3 separate regions of the Homo sapiens genome follow, and all the other regions are linked to region 1. Evidence: chromatin contacts called from ENCODE Hi-C data. All regions are on one chromosome and are shown on one strand. The core of a region is the stretch at or near the end of the contact, and the rest is flanking DNA. Distances in the headings are between cores, read along the strand shown.

Evidence for each region. Hi-C counts contacts between places; a loop is a spot of excess contacts on that map. Pooled maps may share reads with other maps.
Region 2: a loop to region 1 is called in a pooled map, with 7 times the contacts of the local background. The contact joins two enhancer-like sites. A Hi-C loop is called at or near these places in 5 of 37 single-sample maps with no recorded cell type and 4 of 50 pooled maps.
Region 3: a map with no recorded cell type shows a loop between it and region 1 (17-fold over the local background). The contact joins two enhancer-like sites. A Hi-C loop is called at or near these places in 14 of 37 single-sample maps with no recorded cell type and 4 of 50 pooled maps.

Annotation. Positions count from the first base shown.
Region 1 is chr6:161,027,393-161,032,052 of GRCh38, reverse strand. The region is part of intron 1 of MAP3K4 (mitogen-activated protein kinase kinase kinase 4); the gene reads right to left. Among named protein-coding and RNA genes, the nearest start is that of MAP3K4-AS1, 37 kb to the right of the region's middle. RefSeq lists an enhancer at 2,542-2,641. Within about 2 kb of position 2,357, at least 2 of the 41 ENCODE cell types and tissues checked have a DNase peak (open chromatin) inside an H3K27ac peak, as active enhancers do.
Region 2 is chr6:161,168,101-161,173,039 of GRCh38, reverse strand. The region is part of intron 2 of AGPAT4 (1-acylglycerol-3-phosphate O-acyltransferase 4); the gene reads left to right. Among named protein-coding and RNA genes, the nearest start is that of AGPAT4-IT1, 8.6 kb to the right of the region's middle. RefSeq lists enhancers at 2,418-2,527, 2,929-3,223, 4,400-4,939. Within about 2 kb of position 3,023, at least 3 of the 41 ENCODE cell types and tissues checked have a DNase peak (open chromatin) inside an H3K27ac peak, as active enhancers do.
Region 3 is chr6:160,789,108-160,794,180 of GRCh38, reverse strand. It overlaps the pseudogene LOC107986665. Among named protein-coding and RNA genes, the nearest start is that of PLG, 89 kb to the right of the region's middle. RefSeq lists enhancers at 3,771-4,280, 4,291-4,340, 4,381-4,900. Within about 2 kb of position 2,085, at least 4 of the 41 ENCODE cell types and tissues checked have a DNase peak (open chromatin) inside an H3K27ac peak, as active enhancers do.

The DNA.
Region 1 (4,660 bases), core at 1,108-3,607:
CTTAACACATAAGAATGGTAACTGCCAGGAAACTATAGCATAAATGTTTAGTCAGTTAAATACATCAAAGCCAGACAGCAGTGAATAACAGGATAATTAGAAAAATGAAGTCAGATACGAAATAGCAAACAAAATCTCTTTCAAAACACATCCTTTGTGGTGAGGAGGAATGTGAACTCAGAAGCTAAGGCCATGTCTCAGCCGTCCTGGTGGGTGAAGCATCCATTATTGAATCTTTCTAAGACTATTAAGACTAATAATCTGGAATTTTAAAGGTCTACATTCTAACCATTTCAGGAAATTCAGTTGTAAAGGTGTTTTTAAAATTAAAGTAATGGAAACAAAGGGCTACGAAAAATATAAAATGGTCTGTTTTGCTAGTATCTAGCAGTACTGTGTGGATGATGAATTAATGCAATGCAGAGTGAAAGTGGAGGAGAATTGTTGTGAGGAGGGACTGATAATATCAAACCTCAGTGATCCAAATATCAAGCCCCCCGACCTGAGGAGCGTCACGATCTAAAAAGACAAGCACAGCTGATTTTTTAAAAATAAATAAAGAAGTACCTTTGTGGGATCTACATGCCATGGGAATTGAGTCCTGTGCTTTAGCAGATAAAGAGGGTCTAAGAAAGTACATATAATAAAAAGGCTAACTTTTATGAAGACTTTACATTGGGGACCCAGAAGAATATTTGTGTTGTGCTAACCTCCAACTGTAGACAAATTATTTCTCTACACATGGAAAAATTAATGTGGCTGTACTGTCAAATAAAAGTACAAGAATAAATCCTTGTAATAATTCTATAGAAGCTAACAGTCCCTTGTTTTCCGATCTGCATTTATTACAAAACCAAAAGTCATCTGTCTTATCCTTATACATTCACATAGACACAATGAACAACTACTGACTTCAAAGTATTTCTAAATTATCTAATTATTCTAGCAGTAAACATTTAAAAATCACACTGAAACGAAGATGAATACTGTCATAAACAAAATATTAAAATAAGACAAAACACAGTATATTTTATCCTTCCTTACCCATTAAGCATCACAGAAAACGAGTTAGGAAAATGTCATATGGTACTACCAGCCACTATACTTATAATTCGTAATTAAAATGAATTTAATATTTTCTTAGGATTTACTTAATGCAGTCAACATGGTATTCTCACTTGTTGGAAAAGATACTGGTTTACATTCCATCCAAGCAACTTAGTAACACCTACATGTCAGAACAAAATCCAACAGTATTTAAAGAAACTTTCTTTTAAAAAGAGTCTAGCACCTAATAAATAACATTCACAACGTTTTCCATCCTATCAAAAAATTACCAGCCAAGTGCAATGGCTCATGTCTGTAATCCCAGCACCTGGGGAGGCTGAGGTGGGCAAATTGCTTGTGCTCAGGAGTTTGAGACCAGCCTGGACAACATGGCAAAACCCCATCTCTACAAAAAATACAAAAAATTAACCAGGTGTGGTGGCATGCACCTGTGGTCCCAGCTACTCAAGGAGACGGAGGCGAGAGGATCACTTGAGCTGGCACCACTGCACTCCAGCCTGGGTGACAAAGCAAGACCCTGTCTCAATCAAACAAACAAACAAACAAACAAAAATACCAAAGAAAAAAATATATGATCCAAACCAGGAGAAAAACCCAAAGAAACAGACCAGAAATGACTCAAGTAGACATTATAATGATAAAAAATATATCTGAAATATGGGTTTAACAGCAGACCAGACACAGCAGAAAAACATCAGTGAACTTGAAGACACAGCAACAGAAACTATTGAAAATGAATCAGAGAGAAAAAGATTGGGAGAAATAAAAAAACAGGGTACCAGTGCCCTGTGTGACAGTATCAAGCAGTTTAACCATGTGTTACTGGAGTCCAAAACTAGAGAAGGGAGGCACAGAAACAAATCTCTGAAGAAGGGCTGAAAATTTTTCAAATCTGGAGAAAACCATAAGCTCGCAGATCCAACAAACTCTGAGCTAAAGAACTATAAAGAAAACTCCCAGTCTGTTGTTATGTACATCATAACCAAATTGCTGAAAACCAATGACGAAGAGAAGAATATTAAAAGCAGCCAGAGAAAACTTAGTTTGAGGGCCTTAGCTTAGAAGTAACATATTAATAGGAGGGAAAGAAATCAAGCAAAGTTTTATTCTTTTTTCTTTAAAACAAACAAACAAACAAACAAAACACTTATACACAAAATCCAGAAAAATACTAGTGGTAAGTTCAAAAGAACTTGCATCATTTCAATTAACTAACCGTAAGCATCCAAAACCTCATTTTGTAATCGTTCATGTGAGATGAGCTAATGTGGTCAGCCGACCAGTTCAGAATGTTTACATGTATACCAATGATTTGGGATGAGCAAAGTAGTACAAGGTCTACATCAGCTGCCCTGAAACATTTGTCTTACTTGTGTTTAATAACATGCAAATGTGAAATGTCTTTCTGGTACTAAACTTCTGACAGTCACGTAAAACATTTCACTCTTTTACCATAAAACCCTGCTAAAGTACTATTATTACACTACAGTCTGGTCTAGGCAAAGTATGTCTTGAACTCAACCCAAGGGAGTTTGGTGTAGGTTTTAGAGGAAAAATGTGTGAAAAGAAAACAAAACAAAAATTCAAGTTACTTAGGGTTAAATAGTTCTGCTCTGACATATTAGGTAAACCACAATGGTGCCTGAAATAGCTATCTGTAAAATGATGAAGTCGGATTAGATGAGTCTGAAAACATCTGTGGTTCTGCAAAAGCCACCCCTGCCCCCCAACACCACCCCCGCCAAAAAAACCCAAAACACTTCATTTAGCGACATCCTTCGAAATAAATGGATATTTTAACCACTTGTGAAGTATAATATTCATCTGTATGAAGTTCTCTCATCCACCTCCACCTATTCTCTATTAGGTAATAAGTATTAGGGAGATTTCTGCTATTGGGGGAAAGAGAGGAGGGACATAGGCAGAAGGGATAGATTTTCTAGGTTTCCTTTTTCTTTAAACAATGTGTATAGCTTGCTTGGCCTGAAGTATTAATCAAAGGGAGCTAAGCTCAGTTTGAGGTTGTATGTTTGGTTCATACTACAAGAGCCAATTTATTAATAAGTTATCCATATTACACGAGTCAATTTATCAATGTTAGTTATCTTTATCATCAATCTACAGCTGAACATTTATCAGCTCACCTCCAGGTGAACGGTCAAACCTCGAGCTTATCCAACATGTACTATCTAACTTTTGCACTGTTTCAGAGCATAGGGTCTTTACAAACCTAACTAATCTTGCTTATTTTTCAAGATAGACATTTAGACTTGTTTTTTAATGAAAATTCATCTTTTTAAAACAAATGTAGATTTAAAAAAAAAAAGATTTCCTATGGAAATGAATAAGAAGCTATCTCCCCAACAATTACTGAAGAGCAGGAGCCTGTCATCCTTACCACTGCTTCTCCGGTGTCTAGAACAGTGGCTGGTGCAGATTATGTGTTCAAAACTACTTGCTGATTGAATAAACAAATCAAGTAAGTTTATCTTCTATACTTTGGATTTAATCATTATCCAAATCCTTTTAAAATACAATAACATTTCACTATTTTTAAAATATATTTTTTAAAGGCTACAAGAATGAAGGATTGTTGATTTTTGCCAATAATGAAATCCCTACGCCCCCACACTTACTAGTAAGAATACAAGTTTTAATCAAATTATTGTTTTCTTGTAAACACTTTAATTTAGAAGTCTTATCCAATGCCACTGGAACTTGTGCTTGGACAGTTAATTAAACATACATACAAAAACATTAACAATGAAACATGCAGACAAAAAAAATATACTGTGGCAGCTGTTACTTTGGGGGTCCCTGATGAAACCGGCCTCCTCATGGTCACAAACCTGCATATCTACGCTTGAATGTGGAATGACTTTGTGACTGCTTTAACCCAAGCAATGTAGCAAAAATGACACTGGACCAGTCCCGGGCCTAAACCTTAAGAAGGCCACCTGTGTACTGCTGGGAAAGCTAGCCACCAGGTAAGGAGCCCAACTTAGGTGGAGAAGTGCATGAAGGAGAAGCTAGCTAGCCCAAACTTGGGGAGCTCCCAGCTGACAGCCAGCACCAACTTAACTTGCTAACCCTATGAGTGAGGCTATTTTGGATCTCCATTTGTCCCTGCTCTGCAGCCAACACCGTAAGTAGCAGAAAAACCACTCAATACCATGACAGCTAATAAATGGTTTTTATTTTAAGCTGTTAAACATTGGTATGGTTTGTTAAACTGTAATATGTAACTGCCACACATACAAACCTTACATTTTATTTTTGCTTTAAACCCATGAGTGGGTTTTAATCAACCACTACTTTAATGAGGGCTACAGCCTTGTCTTTTAGTGCGGGTCCACTGATGGAAGTTCCGAGTCAACTCTCTGGCTTATCAGATGTTGCACAATGCATCATCTACAATCTCCACTCTATTTCTCTAAAATAGAACAAGAATTTAAAGACTTTTGTAGAGCGATTTTTCTGGATGTTCATGATTTTTCTTCCTAAGCTTTCACAGTTCTCTCTTACACCTAATTTGAAGGCAATTTTTTTTTAATGTTACTCACCTATACTGACACTTTGCAAAGCATTCCAA
Region 2 (4,939 bases), core at 1,774-4,273, 140 kb before region 1:
TAGACTGGATTAAGAAAATTTGGCACATATACACCATGGAATAGTATGCAGCCATAAAAAAGGATGAGTTCATGTTCTTTGTAGGGATATGGATGAAGCTGGAAACCATCATTCTGAGCAAACTATTGCAAGGACAGAAAACCAAACACTGCATGTTCTCACTCATAGGTGGGAATTGAACAATGAGAACACTTGGACACAGGAAGGGGAACATCACACACTGGGGCCTGTTGTGGGGTGGGGGGAAGGGGGATGGATAGCATTAGGAGATATACCTAATGTAAATGACTAGTTGATGGGTGCAGCACACCAACATGGCACATGTATACATATGTAACAAACCTGCATGTTGTGCACATGTACCCTTGAACTTAAAGTATAATAATAATAATAAATAAAAAATAAAAATATGACAAAAGTTTCAAAAATTGCCATATGATATTGAAGAAGCCCTGACCACATCTCTGTGGGTGGCAGGCTTCCCTTTCTGTCCTGTGGCCTTTCTGTCCAGCTGGCCTTTCCCAGGTGGCCGTCCTGGCTAGGGACAGGCTTCTTTGGTGCCCCTGGCTCTCTGGGATTCCCTGTAGTGTGTGCACCTTGGGATGCCCTCTCCACACTGTGATGAGTCCCACAGTCTGTGTGTACCCCAGGCCTGGATGGGGTGCCCCCTGTGCTCGGCAGGTGTGGTGGGCACTGCCCTGAGTGGACATGTCTGTGGCTGGGGTATTCACTCACCCTAAAGGGCAAGACCCAGAATCTGCAGATCCTGGGATCTCCGCTGACCATGTCCTTCCTCCTTGCACTTCTCGCACTGAGGGTTCCTCTTAGTGCAGGTCATTTACAGCTTCTGGGCTTTTCTCTAGGAGGTCATAAGTCCTTCCCTCTTTCCTCTTCTCCTGTTTTTATTCTGATTTGATGCATTGTTTTCATTCCCAGATATACTATTTTTCAATTAACTACCAAATGGCTCCAATTCTTATGAAGTTAAAGCCTTGGTTGCTTTTTCTGGTTGTTTAATATGTGTTAGTTTGGATGCCTAGACAAGAAGGTAAATATTTCAGGGATGCTATGTTCTGAATGTGTCCCCCAGAGTTCATGTGTTGGAAACTTTTGGTTTTTTGTTTTTTGTTTTTTGTTTTTGAGATGGAGTCTTGCTCTGTCACCCAGGCTGGAGTGCAGTGGTGCGATCTTGGCTCACTGCAAGTGCAGCCTCCTGGGTTCATGCCATTCTCCTGCCTCAGACTCCCGAGTAGCTGGGACTACAGGTGCCTGCCACCACGCCCAGCTAATTTTTTTTTTTTTTTTTGTATTTTTAGTAGAGACAGGGTTTCACTGTGTTAGCCAGGATGGTCTCGATCTCCTGACCTTGTGATCTGCCTGCCTTGGCCTTCCAAAGTGCTGGAATTACAGGCATGAGCCACCATGTGCGGCTGGAAATTTAATTCCCAATGCAACAGTGTTGAGATGTGGGGCCTTTAAGAGGTGATTAGGTCATGAGGGCTTTGCCCTTGTTAATGCCATTATTTCAGGAGTGGGTCAGTGGGTTCCTGCTAAGTGGATGAGTTCAGCCGCTTTCCCTTATTTCTCTCACTTGAGTACATGCTTGCTTGCCCTTCTGCCTTCTGCCTTCCCCTATGGGATGACACAGCAAGAAGGACCTTGCCAGATGCAGCCCTCTTGACTTTGGACTTCCCAGCCTCCAGAACTATAAGAAATAAATCTCTGTTCTTTGTAAATTGCCCAGTCTCAACTATTCTGTTACAGCAGCATAAAATGGACTAAGACAAACAGCAAATACCTTATCTTTGCTTCTCTTAGATTTACCCTCGTAGGGCTCCTGGCATTGTAACGCTAGTTACAGGATTGCAACCTGAAACTCTCAACAGGTGATTTTCCCTTAACTAAACAACAGAAAGCCCTGCTTTCTCACAAGCATCTCTGTTGTGCAGCACCTGCTGATAGCTTCTGGTCGGGATGGATTGCTCAGGTGCCCACTGGTAACTTTCTGAGTTAAATTGGAGGTTCTAAATAATATGTCCTTTGAAAGGAGGTGACACTGCCCTTTCCATGGAGTGAGCGTACAGGGACAGAATCTTGTGGGAAGAGAACGAGATGGAGCAATTCCAAGATCTGCAGCCACTGTGAACTGATGGTGAGAGTGGAAGGACAGGCTGAACGTACTTGAAATGCTGCATGCCCTGAGCCCTGAGCAGTTAGAAAGCCCTGGCATTTGATGCATGATGGTAAAAAGAGGCATCTAATTTGAATGACAGACATCCCACCTCAAATGGAAGCAGCTCCTGTAGGGCTCTTCAGCACAAGAAGGGGCTGCCAGGTGGAGCTGGCTGTGCAGCTGTAGAGAGAAGGCTCTGGCTGATAGCATTGAAAGCAACCACACAGGAGAGGAAATGAAACCTAAATTCATGGAGATATTTGTAAGTCATGTGCAGTATATTTACATAAGAACATCCAACTAAAACATCAGCTGGTAAGCCATTCAACTAAAGGCAAAGCTTTTTGAGTATATGTGTATGTGTGTGTGTGTGTGTGTGTGTGTGTGTGTGTGCGCGCGCGCACGTGTGCACGCGCATGTGTATAAATGCCTAGGGGAAAAAACTATAAGACTATTTTCCAAACTGTTCATAATGGTTAACCTTGGAGAAGGGAGGGAGGTTGGGGCGGTAAAGAGGAAGTGTCTCTCGGTCAGGGTTCAATAAGAAGCTAAACCACTGGGAGATATGTAGACATCATCTCATTGGCCTTATTCAGCTGTGGGGGCTTGTTTAGCAGTCTCTGTAGGGAAGTTGTATCTGCATGTGATGCTGGAGCTTGCAGTCCACAGGGCAGGCGGTCAGGAAGGGGCGATGGATATAAACTGGGAGAGATCAAGATGTTGGAACCACCAAGCACAAGCGGGAGCCTCATGAGAATGGGCTAAAACTTGCATCAGTTCTTTTGCATCTGGCATTGATGGTGTGGATGTCCTGCAGAAGCTGGGATCTTGGTCACAGAGCAAAATACAACCACCTGGCCTGGGATTCAGAGAAGCTGGCGGGGATCCAGGGGAAGGAGGAGCAGTAGCAGGCCTAGCCGCTGCTTTGTGCTGAAGACGTGAATCAGCAGATCAGCAAAAACATGTGTGACCTACAAAATGGTGGTATTTCCTTTCCACCTTGCAAACCTCCCAAGAGTGTCTCTTGTGGTGCCCTCTAACCAGAAATATACAAGAAAGGGAAGTTTGGGAAATGTAGTCCAGGCCAGCGTAACACATCCTGAAGCTAGTTAGAGGAATTTTATATTTTCTTGTACATACTTCTGGGTTGTTTGAATCATTTTACAATGTGACTGTATAAATGTGTTTCTGTGAATTAAAAAAGAAGTGAAATCATTTGATTAAGAAAATGGGCTAGTCGTGGTGGCTCATGCCTATAATCCCAGCACTTTGGGAGGCCAAGGTGGAAGGATTGCTTGAACCCAGGAGGTTGAGGCTGCGGTGAGCTATGTATGATTGGGCCACTGCACTCCAGCCTGGATGACAGAGTGACACACCATCTCAAAAAAAAGAAAGGAAAAAACAAAAAAGGGAAATCAAGCTCTTTTATCCAGTGAGGTTCAGAGTTTAGTTGTCTAGTGAGCAGCCTGCTGAGGTGAGTGGGAAATTTGGTCTTCCCCCACCTGGTCCCAGCACCATCCCCTCTCGCTGTGCTGATGTAGTCACCCGCTAACTGGCCTCCCTATTCCAGTCTGTTCTTGTTTCAATCAGAGTGATTTTTTTTTCAGATGCAAATTGGATGTTGGTGTGTGTCTATTTAAAAATGCTCCAGTGGTTTTTATATTGCCTTTAGAATGAAATCATAAATCATAACTCCTTACTCTGGTAACCCAGAAGTCTCTGTGATGTTCTCTCTCTGGGTTTCTCTCCATCTGCCTCTGTCTCCTCCCCACCCTTCCTCTCCCCTTCAGTGGTCACAGAGCCTTTGTGTGTGATAAAATTATCAGGCATATAATAGTAATTAAAAAGCTGTCCATTTATTGATTGCCTGCTATGCCCCATGTCATGCTAGGTGCCTTGAGTCCATGCTCTTATTTAATATCCACAGCATCTCTAACGGCATTTACCTGTCCCTACTTTACAGAGAAGGGGGACATTGAGAAACATGCCAGAAGTCTCACAACTAGTAAGTGGCTCCACCGGGATCGGAGCCTGGATGTGTCTGACTCCCAAATCCATGAAGACAATATTCAGCAGCCATCCTATTAGCAGGCCTTTCTCCTTTCCCTGTCATGTTGTTTTGTGGTTGTGTAGCTGTCTTTTCCCTGGACAGTAAGCTGGAGGGGTGCCAGGATCTGATCTAATGTTTAATCATCTCCTGTATCTCGCAGAGTGCTTGAACGCATTAGGTAATCACGCGGCATTTGTTGAAAGCATCCATGTGCCAGGCTCTTGCTGAGTCTTGGAGTCGAGGCTAAGGTCGGGGTGAACCAAACAGTACAGTTGCTGTCTCGTGGCGCCCGTGCTCTATAGTAGGGGAGAGAACCTCACGCTGTGGTCACAGCTGTGATAGGGCTGTGGAGGGTACTGGGGAACATGTGAGTGGGGTAGGGGGCGGTGAGAGTGGCCTTAGGCAGGAAGGAGTCCCACAGAGAGGCATTTGGCCTGTGACACAAACGAAATGTGAGTCTCTTGGAAGCATCAGCTTTGTCTCCCTGACTCCCTGTGGAGTTGTGCTTTGGTGCTTATCTGTGGCCTTTGGCCAGTAATGGAGTAGATTGATCCTTCCCATCCTCGGGCTTGGAAAAACTCAGCCCAGCACTACAGGCATCTTCGTGCCCCATGGTAACAAATTGTCCCTCTGTCCCTTTGTCAGGCTGCCCTGCCAGGCTGCATGTTGTTACCCTAGCCCCCCACCCCACCACCGCCTTCCTGCCCCCACAACCA
Region 3 (5,073 bases), core at 836-3,335, 240 kb after region 1:
TGGAACCTTCCATGATAACTTATCTTTAGTAAGATTTCACCATTTCTGTTAAGACTTTGCTGTTTCTGTGGCCTAATACTTATGCATTGTGAAAGGAAAATAAATATTGGGGCCCCAAAATTACTAAGCTAAAGGGAAGAGTGAAGCTGGGAACTGCTTAGTCCAAACCTGCCTCCCATTATCTGAAGCTCACTAAGATAAATGCATATCTGATTGCCTCCTTTAGAGAGGCTCATCAGAAACTCAAAAGAATGCAACCATCTGTTTCTTATCTGTATATGACCTGGAAGCTCCCTCCTGGCTTTCCAGACCTAACCAATGGTCATCTTACATATGTTGATTGATGTCTCATGTCTCCCTAAAATGTGTAAAACCAAACTGTGCTCTGACCACCTTGGGCACATGTCTGGTCAGGACCTCCTGAGGCAAGTTTATTGGATAGGGCTGTTAACCTTTGTAGCGCTTTTGCTATAGTTCCATCAAGGGCAGTATTATTAGGAAAAAAGGTACAATATTGAGTTTTGTATAAGACATTTAATTTATTGGTCTTTGTGGGGAATTAGACGCATCACCACTGTGTTACAATTGAGCCATTAATTTTGTAGCTTTATTAACTGGTTTGCTTTCATGACACTGCCGAGGAATCAATTTTTTTCTGCAGAGGTTCCAAGATTGAGTTTTAATTACGACACAAACATCTCCTTTTTCTGCTAATATTATATTTAAAGCTATTTTTTAAAATTTATTTTTCTAGGCCATCTGGCTGGTAGATCCTAACTGCTTAGCCATCTCTTTGATGGTGTCCTCAGTGTAATTTATGAATTATTGCTGATTGTAATAGATATAGTTTATTTAGTCTACTTTTTTTTAATACTTACCAGAATAACATGCATTTAAATTCTGCAGCTGTTTCATTTTGTGCTTTAAACTTATTTGGCACTTCTCACAGGACCTTAATAGCATTTATGTAAACCTGAGGATTAAAAGACTTATAAAGAGTTTTTCTTGGCCTGTGGTGTTTTGTTTTTACCTTTTTAGATTGATGAAATGCCAGGGTGAAGGGGATAGCCAATTGGATTAGAGCACAAGTACTGCTCCAATTATTTGGCAGAGTGTCCAGTAAAGGTCTTCCACAGTACCACCATAAATGTGTGTGGGGAGGACGGATGGGCAAGCTCTTGGAAAGGCTTAAGCTCCTTGCATCCTTTTATGCTTCCAAGGAACACTAAATTTTACCCCTGCCGTGAGAGGCATGAAGTAAACTTGGCATTCAGAAGTGGAAGCTGGATTGCCCTCAGGGGTTGACCCGCAGGGTGTTGAATTTCAGGATATAGCAGAGAGAGCTCAGTATGTTGGATTATCCCAAGCTGTGGGATTTTGAAAAACAGCCACCATACAGTCCATATCTGGTCGACAAGGAGACCATCGGAGTGGAAAGGGGATAATCTGGGCCTCAGGCCTACGGTGTGTACAAGTATAATAATCGCTTTTATTTAAAGTGCGAATGGATTATTTAGTCCATTTCAGCCAGGCATTTGCATCTTGATATTTTGTCTTGATGGCTAAGGTCTGTTTTAGATCTCTTATTTTTACAATAGACACCCTAGCTTTATTAGATGTAGGAGCAACTGTTGTGGGATCTAGATCTGAGGCTACCGAAGAAGGGGAAGATGGCGGAATAATATATATTTTTAAAATACCTGGGGTCGGGGAGTCTTTTCTATTTATGTCAATTCTTATACCATAGAAGTGACTAAGGGCAGGTCTAGAGTTAGTTAAGGTGGAAGGGGTGATAAAGAGAAGGACAGGGTTATATAGATAAGGCTGACAGTTAGAAGGGGTAGTCCTTTTAGTGAAATAGATGAGGGGTTTTAGATCTGCAGAAACCTTTTCGTGGAAATCCAGCTTTGCTCCTGGGTAGTTTAAGGGATGTAGTCCCATTTACTACAAGGTTGCCAGGCGGTAGGAGCAGAAGATCAGCGTCTTGGCTGCAGGTCATTACAACAATGAGTGCTAGGGGTAACTGTGTCAACTAGAGTGCTGGGGCATAAATATTTGTGTGAAAAGGCTAGTTGTTGTTGATCTTTTACATTTCCTCAAGGTATGACAGAGCAAGTATTAAAGGCAATAGGTGAGTCAGACTTAGGTGAGTCAGACTTAGTTATATTATTAATAAAGGAGCTAGTAACAGAATAAGGAAAGGAAAGGAAGAAATATAGAACGTATATGAAAATTAATCTTTCTTTAACGTTAACTTAGTAGGGCTTGATCTTAGTACAGTAACCCATGATTCTGAGAGGAAGATGTTTTCTTGACTTGAGTATGGTGGGTCCAATTTTTTTTTTTTCTCAGCTGTGCAGATGGCAGTCTCAGTGGTTAACAGCATAAAATAGGGTTCTTCCCAGGCTGGCTTGAGTTTCTTCTTTCTAGCTTTTGATGAGGACGTGGTTTGCAGGCTGGTGCTGATGTACGGGAAATTCTAGGGGTGGTACCTGTGCTGAAAGACTTCTAGTTTCGAGGGAAGGGAAAGTGGAAGATAAATTAAGTATATAATTTCTGCTGCATATACTGGGGCTTGAGGCCTCATGGTGATGCCTACTGCTCCATTCCTGCTCAGCACCACCCAGGGGACTCTGTGGCCCTGCCCCGTCTTAATGTCTTGGCCTTCTTGTGGCCTTTACCGCCCCTGCGCATTGTGGCCTTGGGGATGAGGGGCCTTGTGACTTACCTGGCTGCCTTCAGGCCTTAAGAAAGCTAAACACCATTTTATGTTTGGCAATGTTTTTGTATGATTTTATACTAGATAAGTTAAATTTTACCTTTATATTAATGTGCTATTAATGTTAAACTTAATTATAATAAAATCTTGTAGACATTATCCAGTTTTAATGTCTGACTATAAGGTAAAACTTTTATAGACTTTTTTTAACTTTTTGTAATTTTTGTTAAAGAGCAGTTTAGTGCTTTAAGAAAAATATATTGTGCTTTTATTTTAATGTCCAGTTCACAGAAAAACTGGATGATACCCATTTAACTTTAGCCAATATGTTTACACACAGAATTTCCTTTACAATTAACATTTTAAAACTTGCTTAAACCTTTAAAACAAAATTTTTTTTAAACTTTAATGTAGGTAAAAATCCATATTCTTATGCCTCCTTATAATCCTGTTATTAAAAGTATATTTTATTTTTCTTACATACCTTGTACATAAACTATTTTTTAATAATTTATATTCAGGAGGTGTAATTACTTTTAAATTATACAATATTTCTTGCATAAATTCCCTTTTATAGTTTTTCTTATGACTTTCACAGACAATCTTCAACATGTCTTAACTTTCTGCATTCTTTTTACACTATTTCTTTTCCTAGTTTCACCCTCTGTGTCTTTCTTTGATTTCTGTCTCTTCTGGTTTCTCTCTTACTTACTCTTTCCCTCTATTTCTCTCTCTCTCATTTGCACTCTATTTTCCTCTCTCTCTCTGTCATCCCGTTTCCCTTTCTTCTCCCAATTTCTATGGGCCCTGCCCCCGTGCACACACTGCCTTCTGTTTCTCTCTCTCTTTTTTTTTTCCCAATTCCCCTTTTTACTTTCTTTCCTTTCTTCTTACACTTAGTTTCTCGTGCTGGGTGCAAATTGCAAGAATTATGCCCATTCACCTCCTCTGCTCTCCTCCAGGTGCCTGTCCCCACCATCTTTTTCACATAGAGCTGGGCTGGGGAGAGATACTTAACCCTTGGTGTGCCTGCCTGGCTGTTTGGCTCTGTGCTTGCTGTTTTTGCTTTCTTTCTCTCTGACTTCCTCTCCTAGTTTCTTTTTCTTCTCTGCTGGTCTTTCCTTTGTCTCTGCCAGCCACCTATGCTGCTGTTTTCCCCTTTCCTTCCCCTTCCCCTTCCCCTAGGGGAAGGACTGGTGGGAGTGGAGCTACTCTTTCTTAACCCAAGAAGAAAGGAAAGGGGGCTTCTGAATATTTTTCTTACTACAGGAGTTTTGTGTGAGGTTCGACGCCCCCTCGTGGGGATTTCTCACCTCTTTCTGAGGTTCAACTCCCCCTCTGGGGATTTCTCACCTCTTTCTGAGGTTCAACTCCCCTCATGGGGATTTCTCACCTCTTCCTGAGGTTCAACCACCCCGCTGCCCAGGGATTTCTCACCTCTTTCTGAGGTTCAACCCCCCCTCATGGGGATTTCTCACCTCTTTCTGAGGTTCAACCCCCAACCTGGGGATTTCTCACCTCTTTCTGAGGTTCAACTCCCCTCATGGGGATTTCTCACCTCTTTCTGAGGTTCAACCACCCCGCTGCCCAGGGATTTCTCACCTCTTTCTGAGGTTCAACCAACCCCCTGCCCGGGGATTTCTCACCTCTTTCTGAGGTTTAACCCCCACCCCCAGGATTTCTCACCACTTTCTGAGGTTCAACCACCCCCCTAACCTGGGGATTTTTCACCTCTTTCTGAGGTTCAACCCCACTAGGGATTTCTCACTTCTTTCTGAGGTTCAACCCCTGCTGGGGATTTCTCATCTCTTTCTGAGGTTTAACTCCCCCTGGGGATTTCTCACCTATTTCTGAGGTTCACCCCCACCCCCGGGGATTTCTCACCTGTTTCTGAGGTTCAACTCCCCTCATGGGGATTTCTCACCTCTTTCTGAGGTTTAACCCCCACCCTGGGGATTTCTCACCTCTTTCGGAGGTTTAACCCCCGCCCCGGGGATTTCTCACCTCTTTCTGAGGTTCAACCTCCAACCCCCAGGGATTTCTCACATGTTTCTGAGGTTCAACACCCTCTGGGGATTTCTCACCTGTTTCTGAGGTTCAACTCCCCCTAGGGATTTCTCACCTCTTTCTGAGGTTTAACCCCCGTACCAGGGATTTCTCACCTCTTTCTGAGGTTTAACCCCCCCCCCCGCCCCCGGGGATTTCTCACCTCTTTCTGAGATTCAACCCCCACCCCCCGGGGATTTCTCACCTTTTCTGAGGTTCAACCCCCGCCCCCCTCCCCAGGGCTTTCTCACCTCTTTCTGAGGTTCAACCCCCACCCTGGGTATTTCTCACCTCTCTCTGAGGTTTAA